Regions from separate parts of the Homo sapiens genome. Here region 1 is linked to region 2. Evidence: chromatin loops called from intact Hi-C (ENCODE). Cell type or tissue: dorsolateral prefrontal cortex. All regions are shown on one strand. Each heading gives the region's core, and the rest is flanking DNA. Links, peaks and the distances in the headings are about the cores only.

What was found. Hi-C counts contacts between places; a loop is a spot of excess contacts. Peaks named below come from ENCODE experiments on the same cell type or tissue, not always from the same donor. Only the 100,000 strongest peaks of a DNase experiment are listed, where the experiment ranks them.
Region 1: it touches region 2 in a loop (4-fold over the local background); 58 of 110 quality-filtered maps call a loop at or near these places.

The regions. Positions count from the first base shown.
Region 1 is chr22:23,400,551-23,405,918 of GRCh38, reverse strand. It overlaps the pseudogene ZDHHC8BP. Among named protein-coding and RNA genes, the nearest start is that of LINC01659, 30 kb to the left of the region's middle. In dorsolateral prefrontal cortex, for the core only: a CTCF peak has its summit at 3,054 (motif pointing right); a DNase peak (open chromatin) is centred at 3,088; H3K4me3 peaks cover 1,267 bases; H3K27ac peaks cover 1,582 bases.
Region 2 is chr22:23,536,630-23,541,997 of GRCh38, reverse strand. It overlaps LOC124900476 (endogenous retrovirus group K member 5 Gag polyprotein-like), which reads right to left and starts at 5,117. Exons shown (of 2, transcript XM_047441690.1): 1 at 4,862-5,117; 2 at 1-3,237. The coding sequence starts at 3,124. The coding sequence ends at 1,253. PCAT14 (prostate cancer associated transcript 14) reads right to left here and starts at 3,896. Exons shown (of 4, transcript NR_109832.1): 1 at 3,674-3,896; 2 at 3,160-3,237. RefSeq lists enhancers at 2,082-2,376, 2,102-2,396, 3,084-3,698, 4,931-5,368 and a silencer at 3,582-3,876. In dorsolateral prefrontal cortex, for the core only: a CTCF peak has its summit at 2,214; a DNase peak (open chromatin) is centred at 2,247; H3K4me3 peaks cover 604 bases.

The sequences.
Region 1 (5,368 bases), core at 317-5,316, 140 kb after region 2:
CTTAGTTAATTCCTACTTTTTTTTTTTTTTTTTGAGATGGAGTTTCACTCTTGTTGCCCAGGCTGGACGGTCCCATGTTTGGAACAGAGTGGGGCCGGGGGCCATTCCAGAAGAGTACCCAGGAGAGAATGGGCTCTGAGCCGGCTGCCCAGCCCCCTCCTGCTGTATGCGGCTCTGTGGAGAGCGCATGGCCTGTTTGAGGGCTTCTCCCCTCCCCTCTCTGCTGCCTGGTCCGCTGGAGCTCTCCCTTCGCCACCATGGGGCTCAGTTAAAGAAAACACTGATCCGAGCAGATGAGGGGAGGAACAGCCCTGCTGGGGACAGAGGTGGGCGTGGGGGCATGTTGTCTCCCCTGATGTGCAGGCGGTGGCTGGGGGAGTGTCGGGCGGGGGGAGTGTGGATGAAAGCCCAGACTCCAGCCTGTGGGTCCCATCTCTAGACTTCCCGACTCCCAGGTTCCCCAAAAGGTCTGTAGTGTCCCGGGCACCCAGGCCCCGATCTCAGATGGAGGGGGCACAGTGTCTCCCACAAGCGGCTCAGCCCAGCCTCAGGGCTCCTCACGCACACCCAGGGCCTCTGGAGTGGGCAACTCCTGCATCCTCTGCTTCCCTCAGCTCAAAACCAGGGCAAGTTCGAAATGCGTGCTCGCCCTTCTTGACCCCTGCTCAGCCGAGCCCCAGGTTGGGGGTGGGTATTGGAGGTGAGGCAGCCTCTGGCCTCATTGGAGGGGGTTGGTGGGCTGAGCAAACTGGCAGAGGATGTGCCCTACAGGGTGGGTGTGAGGTGGGGAGCAACTGAGGCAGATGCCTGTGTGGCCCTGCTGACCTAGCCCAGGCAGGGTGTGACAGGTCTGTCCAGCCCTGAGGGCACAGCTGTCTCCAGTCTCCAGCTCATTCCTGATCCCCAGGGTCACGTGTCCAGAAAACCTGGGCACTCAGATCAGCTGGGCACAGATGGCCTGTCCTGCCTCTGCACCCCCATAACTCCCTGTCAGCGCTGGCCCACACCTAATCAGCCAGCCAGTACCGAGGAGTGGGCCCAGCTTCCAGCGGGGAGGGCGCTGGCCAAGGTGCTGACCAAGCTGGCAGACACAGGAAACCAGCCTGTCCCTCTGCGGGCCTCTGCCTTGCTCCCACTGCACAGACCTGTGGGGAAGTGGAGGCCCAGGCCCCAACCCAGAGCAACTGGGGACAGCTGGGCTTGGTGGCTGGAGAGGGTTCTGATACCAGAAGTCTCCAGGGCAGCCCTGGCTCCCCATTTCCTCCCATGCCCATCCCATGCCCCAGAATGGTCACTTCGGCTGCTCCAGGAGGGGTGGGAGGGGCATTAAACCTATGAGAGAGGGGGTGGGGTCACAATCTTCAGCTGTAGTGGGCCGCTCTGGGTCACTGATAATGGAAGTGACGCCTGCACAGTAAGCACAGAAGTGTCTCAAGGCCTCTCTGCAAGCACAGAGCAGCCCAAGACTGGAGCCTGGTCCACCCCAGTGCTGTCCTCAGACTGATGGCCAGTGCCACATGACTCATCTAGGGTCTGATACATCCCTGTGGCAAGAGCTCAGTTCCTAGTCTGAAGGCTGCTGTGTGCAGGGACCCTGGAGGAAGAATGCTTGTTTGGGGGTCAGGCCTCAGCCTCCCACTGGCTATGTGAGCTTCGCCTGAGGTTCTCCATCTGTGCAATGGATGACGACGTCTTGATGTGGCTCTGGGAGGACCCGTTGAGCCACCGCAAGGGCTGAGATGGTGGCACTTGGCAGCCAGTACCCCCTGGGGAGGTGGCAGTGTGTGCACAGCCCACCCCTTCAGGAGGCCAGGGGGCAGAGTGGCTGGGGGGTGTCTGGGCCCCACCTCACCTTCTGTGCGACTGGGAATGGCATGCACTCCACAATGCCCTGGTAAGCCTAGGCTGGGACAAGGGTGATAGGGATAAAGCAGGCCAAGGTGATGAGGGCTACAGAGTGGCAACCAGAGGTGTGTGGACAGTGCAGCCTCCACACCAGGCAGAGGGCCCGGCCCATCCAGTATGTCTCCGTCCCGCGAAACTGCCTGCCACTGGGCTGAGATGGGAGCACCAGGGCTCTGGTAGGTCCTCACTTCCTCTGGACAAAGCAGGCAGGCCACCAGCCTTGCACCCTGCTCATGTCCCTCAGGGCCACCTCCATGGCCAGGGGCAGGCAGAGAGCACAGGGCTGCCCAGTCACCAGGTCTCTCTGCTTCATGTCAGTGGACCTGGGCTCTAAGGAGGGCCATCAAGGCCTCAGGCTGGCCCACTCCATCCCTGAGTCAGGGTCCTACAGACTGACACCAGGTGGGCCTGCAAGACCCTCATCTGCATGGTCCTCTCATGCAGGGTGGGCCTGGGGAGGACCCAGCCCGGCTGAGCTGACTCCCAGCACTTCTCCAGGTGCAGGGGCAGCCTGGCAGTTGTCTCAAGACCCCGGGATACACTTAGGAGCACATCAGTGAGGCCCGGTGGGTGCCCCGAGCAGAAAGCAGAGAAGGGACACCTGCACCCCTGTGTGCAGGGGTGTCACTGGGTTCTTTGGCCCCATGCCCGTCCCCCCTCCCCCCTGCCCCATGAGAGCTGGCTTGGTAGAGTGGGGGATACTAAGGAGGTGGCCTCCGAGAGCGTCTTCTGGGTTTGGAGTCCCCATTCCGCAGGCGGGAAGAGGTGGGAGACCCCTGAAGGGTTACGGGTAACATCAGGCCTGGATCCCGTCCCTAGGGTGGTGCAGAGAGGGCCACAAAGGCCCAGGAGGGCCCCCAGAACTCTCTTAAGCCTAAGAAACAGTGCAGAGCCTGTTTCTTACTGAAAAATGGGGGCGACCGTGCTCCAGCAAGGGCTTCTGTGCAGGGGGCCGGCGGGGAGGGGTTCATGGGTTTCGTGAGGCCAGGAAGGGAGTGGGTAGGCAGAGGCCATGCCCAGGCCTCCGGACAAAGCCCTTGCCCGCTTGGGGAGCGGGCCAGCTTAGGCCGCCACACTCTCAGGCCTGGGGCCTGGCCCACTGCGGCCCGGGCCGCCATCCCCTCGGCCTCCTGCAGGGGCCGCCGCCTCTTTAGGAATACACCACCTTTGTCTGGGCCCGCGCGGCGCGGGTGCACTGCGCTGGCTGAGCGCCTCCTGCTGCCTGGCCTGCAGCGCGCCCCGGCCCGCTGCGCCGCCCAAGAACCCCCCTCCGCCCCCCTCGCGCCCGCGCTCCCGCCGGCCCGTGCTCCCCAGCCCCAGCCCGGGCCCGCGCCCGCGCCGGCGCCCAGGTGAGCGCCCCGCCCACCGCGAGGCCCAGCCCGGGTCCGCCCCCGGCCCGCCCTGGCCGGCCCAGGGGAACTGGGCGGATTCCTCGAGTGTCAAACCACCTGATTCCATAAGACATTCATCCTCCCGGAGGCCCGCGCCGCCCTCGCCCTGCACGCCTAGCGTTGTCCCGCGGCCAGGCCCGGCCGGAGCGGCGGCGCCTGGATGTGGACCTGGCTGCGGGGAGACGGGCGCCGGCCCCAAAGCGACTTTCGGTCCTCGACGCGCCCCGCCCCACCCCTGCGATGAAGAGGGCGTCTGCTGGAGGTGAGTGTCTGCGGTGCGGGCCTAAGCTGGCAGTCAGGCCCTTGGATGGGGAAACAGGCAAGTTAGGGGGGGCCTAAAAGAGGTGGATGGGGTAGGTGGAGCCGTAGACAGATTCTGGGGAGAGGACTAGCTTCCAGGTCGAATCCCTAGCGAAGCCTTGCCCATCATCCAAGCCCCACACACCACTGACCCCGCCCCCTCCCAGTCCAAGGGCAGCCTGGACCCGCTAGATAAGCCGCTGGACTTGGGGCCGGCGCTGCCCCCCCAAGATGGAGGCTGGCACGTTCAGCAGTGACCTGCAGACCCCACGCCCAGGCAGTGTTGGTGAGGTCGGGGCAGCCACACCTGGGGAGGGACATGGGTTGACCCCCATCTGACCTCAGTCTGACAGTGGTCTACATCCCCAGAGAGTGCCCTGTCGGTGCAGAGGACCAGCCTCCGCCACCCCCCGACGCCTGCCATGTACAAGTTTAGGCCGGCTCACGGGTCCTAAGGCACCTTCTGTGGATGAGGCGAGCAGGTAAAGAGGCGTGGCCTGCCCCCCACTCCTCCCCCGCCTTGCCCCCTGCCCCCTGCACGCCCAAGCCCTGTCCCCCCAGGCCTGCCTCCAGGAGCTCTCCCCACAGCTTTCACCCCGTGAAGGGCCCCCCCTGAGCCCTGCCTCTCCAGCAGAGGCCACATCCCCTGAGGCCACACCCCTCAGGGCTCTGCCTGGGTCACCAAGGGCCTTGTGTGACTGGTAGGACCCTGCCTGTGTGCACCCAGAGCTGGGACCCACGGAGAGGAGCAGGGTGTCCTGGAAGGGGCTGGCACGGGACGTCCAGGCTTGGCATCTGTCCCTTGGCCAGCGTTGTCCTAGGCCAGGTGGGCGGCTGGCTCCAGGAGCACTGGGTACCAGGATGCGTGGAATTCCACCATTAGTCACTCTGTAAGGCCTATGGGAAGACTTTGGAAGAATTTGAGACCTGCTGGAGAAAGCACATTTTTCTTCCCTGAGTTGCATGAGTGCTCTGTGGTCACTGGAATGGTGAGCAGCGCAGGGCGGTCTTTGCAGTGATCAGGAATGCTGAACAGCCCCAGGGCGCCGTCCCTCCTTCTGGGCCACCCGGAGAGGCAGGCCTGTGGCTGGGCCCGTGCACCCAGACCAGCCCCATCCCTGGGGACCTCTCCCCTCAGGATTGATGTCCTTCCTGGAGAGAGTCACATGGTGGAGCAGTGAGTCTAGGCTCCTTGTCAAGGGTCTGAGTCTGCAGGCATGCAGGGGCCATGCCTCTCAGGAGGCGGTAGCCCTGCTTGGAGATGAGGGCTCCGGGTATGTCATCTTCCTGGGACTCCTGGGTCCAGTGGGGGATTGGGTCTGGTTGGCCAAGTGCATTGAGCCTACATTGGCCCTGATCGCCTTCTGGCTTTGTGGTTCCTGAGGCTCTTGTCCCTAGCCCAAGCCCAAGCCCATGCCCACGTGCCCATCAAAGAGGCTAGACGAGGCCCCTCCTCCCTGTGGTTGCCCTGAGTGGTAGGCCCCTGGGACTGCGTAGCTCAAAAGGCTGAGCCCTGGGTGTCTGCAGTAGCCAGCTGTGGCCTCCCTCCCGCTGCAGAGCCCCTGCCCCTCAGCCATGGATGCTCAGGGACAGGGCCATGGGTCACTATGTGGCTCTTAACGGCTCCTTGAGGCCCAGTTCCTGAGGCCGCGGTGCCAGGTGTGGACCCCGTGGGTGCTGACTGGCAGCTGCAGGCAGGGTAGCAGGTGGGCAGTGGTGAGAATGCCTTCTCCCTACAGGTTCCAGGCCCCGATTCCCTTATCCTGGGGGAC
Region 2 (5,368 bases), core at 76-5,075:
ACCGGGGTGGGAGAGCCCCCATGGGTTGAATTACGGCATTATACGCCATCTGCCGGATTTTTTCTGAATTACAAACAGAATTCCAAGGCGAAAATGAAGGCTCAATGTCCTTTTTCTAATTGTTTCTTTGCTAATAAATGTAAAGCCTCCAGTTTTTGTTTTGGAAGCGCTGCTGATTTACCATACAGTTGTTTTTTTTTCCCCCAAGTTAATGGAATGGGTTTTGGAGGCTCTACAGTGACCGCTCCTAAAAAGGATGCCCTATTCCTTTTCTTTTTTGATTTTTTTCAGCCTCAATTGGGACTTCTTTCCTAGTCCCTTTTTAGGGAGCTATCCCATTTTAGTCATGATTTTTTTATTCCTGGGGCTGTATAGGGAGGCTGGGATAGTAATCTCTGCATGCCATTGTTGTAACAAGTCTCGGCCCCATAAATTGATTGGAATGAAGTGATCACAGGCTGAACCGTACTTTCTTGATTATCAGATCCTGGACAATGTAAAATCATGGCACTTTGATACACTTCTGAGGCAGTACCTATGCCGATGACAGAAACATCAGCCTGGGTATCCACTAATCCTTCAAACTCTTTCCCTGAATAGTGACTGTACACACGGGTCTATCCTCTGAGACCTGATTAGCCCAATAAGCAGCTTTTCCTGCAGGGTTGGTACTTCCAAACCCTCCTGTTCTTTCCTTTTTGTTTTCCCCAATTTTAACATAAGGCAAAAGCAGTAATTGAGCAATTCTATCACCTGGATTGGCACTCCGGGGAACAGTGGAGCTGATCACTAACTGAATTCCCCCTTTATAATCTGAATAAATTACCCCAGTATGAATTTGGACTCCCTTCAAATTTAGACTTGATCTCCCTCAAAGGCCTACCCTCCCTTCTGGCAGCGGGCCATATACCCCTCTAGGAATCTTTTGTGGGGGCTTTCCAGGGAGTAAAAAGACCATTTGGGTGGAACATAAATCTACTGCGGTGCTGCCTGCTGTGGCGCGGGACAGCTGTTGGATTGTTGTAATTGGCTGACTCCCTGAAGTGGTGGTATTTTCTGTAGGGGTTGTTGTCCTTGAAAACCCTGAGGAACAAACAGTTTAACTGGGAATGCCCCAGTTTGTTGGGGGGCCTGAGGCTGGCCCCTCTTCCTGTTTCCAGACAATGGTTGCCCATCTTTATCAAATTTAGAATGACATTGATTGGCCCAATGTTTTGCTTTTCCACATTTTGGACACAGGCCAGATGGCTTTTTATTTTTTGCTGTTAATAGCTTGATTTATTATATTCTGTTTATTTAAGCCTGGGCAACTCCTTTTCAGATGACCGATTTGACCACAATTATAACATTTTTTCCCAAATGTTCTAACTTGTCCTCCTAGAGTGAGCCCCCTCATTGCTTGAGCCATTAGCATTGCCTTATGCATAGCTCCTCCAATCCCATCACAAGCCTTCACATATTCTGTAATTACATCAACTCCTGCTGGAACTTTTCCTTTTAATGGCTTTATGGCCGACTGACATTCTGGATTTGCATTTTCATAGGCCATTAATTCTACAATAACTTTTCGGGCATTGTCATCTGTAATAGACTTTTGAGCAGCATCTTGTAATCTTGCCACAAAGTCAGGATATGGCTCTTTAGAGCCTTGTCTAATTGAATTAATAGGGAAAGCTGTTCCTGGGTCCTGAATTTTTCCCCAGGCCCTGAGGCAAATAGCCCTTACTTGTTCAATAGCCTCATTCTGCATCACTGATTGTTGGTTAATGGTGCTCCAATTTGGACCTGTTCCTAACAATTGGTCTGCGTCTATATTAACAGTGGGCTTAGTAGCCTGATTTTTTCGTACCTGTTCTTGTACTCCATCAATCCACCAGGTTTTAAACTGTAGATACTGAGAGGATGAAAGGGAAGATTTGGCCAAAATTTCCCAGTCATAAGGAGTAAGTCTATTTCCATGAGCAATGGAATCTAATAATGTTCTTATATAAGGGGAGTTGGATCCATATTGTTTAACTCCTTCCTTTATATCTTTTAACATTTTCATGGTGAAAGGTTCACATCTAGTCTCAGCTCGGGCAGGCGCTCCTACTTGAGTCTCTTCCCCGGCCTGTACCAGTTGTAAAATTACCAGGAACCGCCATGCCTCAAGATCGCCCTGTTTTCTGGCTTCATCAATGACTGCATGCAGTGCACCACCCTGTCCACTACGTGATGCTGTAGGATTAAGTCTCACAGTGGGCGGCTGAGGATACAGCGCCGCGTCCTGTGTTGCTGGTGAATTAGACGCCATCGCTGTGGGTTGCTGGTATGGTGCCGTGCTATTTGGCACAGGACACACCGCTTGAGGTCTGTATTGAACCTCTGAAGGAGGCCGATACTGAAGCTCGGTTGGCAGCCGGTATTGATAAACTACCAGCGGTTGGGTCTTATTTTCTACCGGCTGATATTGTGGATACTGTATCTGAGTTGGCATTGCCGGGATAGAGACTCTGTCCCTTTCTACTTGATTTTCTCTTGGGGTTTGTGCTTGTCTAACCTGCGTTTGAGGTTGTAATGTTACAGGCATCTGAACCACGGGAGGAGGAGTTGATGGCGATCGTGGTTTAGGCTCTGATGGCCCCAATGATTCTGGACCTCCTTCCCCCAATTTTGATGATTCAGGGTATATTATCTCCTGTAATTGACTGTAGTCAACATTTTGCGTTGACTGAGCCATTACAGACTCTGCTACATATTTACAATGTGAACTTTCCGTTCCTTGCTGGGATTCTGTCCCTGCCTCTTCTTCACAATCTGTTACACAGCTTTTAGGGGCATCAGAAACTGAAACAATATCTTCTCCTGTTTGAAATGGTTCTAAAGTTGCTTTAATAATGGCCCAATCATTCCATACTGTAAGTGGGATGATTTTACCTTCCCTATTTGCTTGTTTTAATTCTTTGCCAATTTTTTCCCAATCTTTTAGATCTAAAGTTCCCTGTTCTGGAAACCATGGGCAGAATTGTTCTATTGTTTGAAATAGCGTAATTAGATTTTCTGTAGAAGCTCTAACTCCCCCTCTTCTTAAAAGAATTTTAATAAAGCTGAGATAAGAGGCATATTTACTTTCAGTTTGCCCCATCGTTACCCTGGGTTCCTCTAAGCACACAAGCTTACCGCAAGGCTGACCGTGGACGTACTTGGGACTCTCTCGTCAACTTGTCCTCAATGACCACACTGTAGAGTACCTTCACCCTAGAGAAAGGCACCCACATTGGGCATCAGATGAAGGGGGCCAGCCCCTCCACACCTGTGGGTATTTCTCGTCAGGAGGGATGAGAGACTGAGGAAAGAAATAAGACACAGAGACAAAGTATAGAGAAAGAACAATGGGCCCAGGGGACCAGCGCTCAGCGTACGGAGGATGTGCACCGGCCATGGTCTCTGAGTTCCCTTGGTATCTACAGATTACTATTTTCACTATCTCAGCAAGGGGAATGCGGTGGGAGAACAGGGCGATAGTGGGGAGAAGGTCAGCAGGAAAACATGTGAACAAAGGAATCTGTGTCACAAGTTCAAGGGGAGGTTCTGTGCCCAGATGTGCACATAGGCCAGATTTATGCTTCTCTCCACCCAAACATCTCAGTGTAGCAAAGAGTAACAGAGCAGCATTGCCGCTAGCATATCTCACCTCCAGCCACAGGGTGGTTTTCTTCTCTCAGAATAGAAGGAATGTACTATCGGGTTTTACACCAAGACATTCCATTCCCAAGGACATGCAGGAGACGGAGGCCTTCCTCTTATCTCAACTGCAAGAGGCCTTCCCCTTTTACTAATCCTCCTCAGCACAGACCCTTTACGGGTGTCGGGCTGGGGGACGGTCAGGTCTTTCCCTTCCCACGAGGCCGTATCTCAGGCTGTCTCAGTGGGGGGAAGCCTTGGACAATACCCAGGCTTTCTCGGGCAGAGGTCCCTGTGGCTTTCCGCAGTGCATCGTGCCCCTGATTAATGGAGAATGGAGAATGGCGATGACTTTTACCAAGCATACTGCCTGTAAACACATTGTTAACAAGGCACATCCTGTACAGCCCTTGATCCCTTAAACCTTGATTCCATACAGCACATGTTTCTTTGAGCACAGGGTTGGGGCTACAGTTACAGGTTAACAGCAGGTCAAGGCAAAATAATTTTTCTTAGTACAGCTCAAAATGGAGTTTATGTCTTCCTTTTCTACATAGACACAGTAACAGTGTGATCTCTCTTTCTTTTCCCTACACAAACAGCCGCGTGGCCCAGCCAGGTCCATCCCCTTGGCAAAGTCCCGCTGGGTCCCGGGTGCTGGGGTCCTGCCCTGTTCGGCTGTGGTGAAAACGCCTCCTTCTCTCTGGGTCCCCAGAGAAAACCCCTGCTCTCTCCACTCTGCAGCCTCAATTACAAAGACGAACACACATACGCCCCACAGATGTGCACACACACACACATACACACACAGCAGGAGCTGCGGGAGGAAGCCAGGCAGCCAGCGGGGACCCGGGAGGGTGGAAACACCACAAGAACCAGGGGCTGGTTTTCTTTTATTGTATTAAATAGTTAGGCAGACAGTAGGAGAAATACACAAGGAAAGGCCAGGTGCCCCGAACCCAAGTCCAGCGCCTAAAATCCTGCCATTCATTTCCAAGTCTCTCGTGGGCCCTCTCCCTCCTTCTCTCTGCTCCTCTTTGGGGCACACCTGTGCTCTATGGTCTGCATGGAGGGGACCCTACCCTGAAGGGGTGGCCTGCCCCTCCACACCTCTGGGTGTTTCTCATCAGGTGGAATGAGAGACTTTACTTTTAGTTTGCCCCATTAACCCTGGCTTCTTCCGAGCGCCCAAGCTTACCACAAGGCTCACTGTAGACGTACTCGGGAATCTCTCGTTGACTTGTCCTCAATGACCACACTCGAGAGTCCCTTCACCCTAGAGAAAAGCATCCACGTTGGGCACCAGATGGAGTGGCCTGCGCCTCCACAGCTGTGGGCATTTCTCCTCAGGTGGAACGAGAGACTTGAGAAAAGAAAGACAACAGAGACAAAGTATAGAGAAAGAAAAGTGGGCCCAGGGGACCGGCGCTCAGCATATGGAGGACCCGCGCCGCACCGGTCTCTGAGTTCCCTCAGTATTTATTGATCATTATCTCTACCATCTCGGAGAGGGGGATGTGGCAGGACAATAGGGTAATAGTGGGGAGAGGGCCAGCAGGAAAACATGTGAACAAATGTCTCTGCATCATAAACAAGGTAAAGAAAAAAGTGCTGTGCTTTTGATGTGCATATACATAAACATCTCAATGCCTTAAAGAGCAGTATTGCCGCCAGCATGTCCCACCTCCAGCCCTAAGGCAGTTTT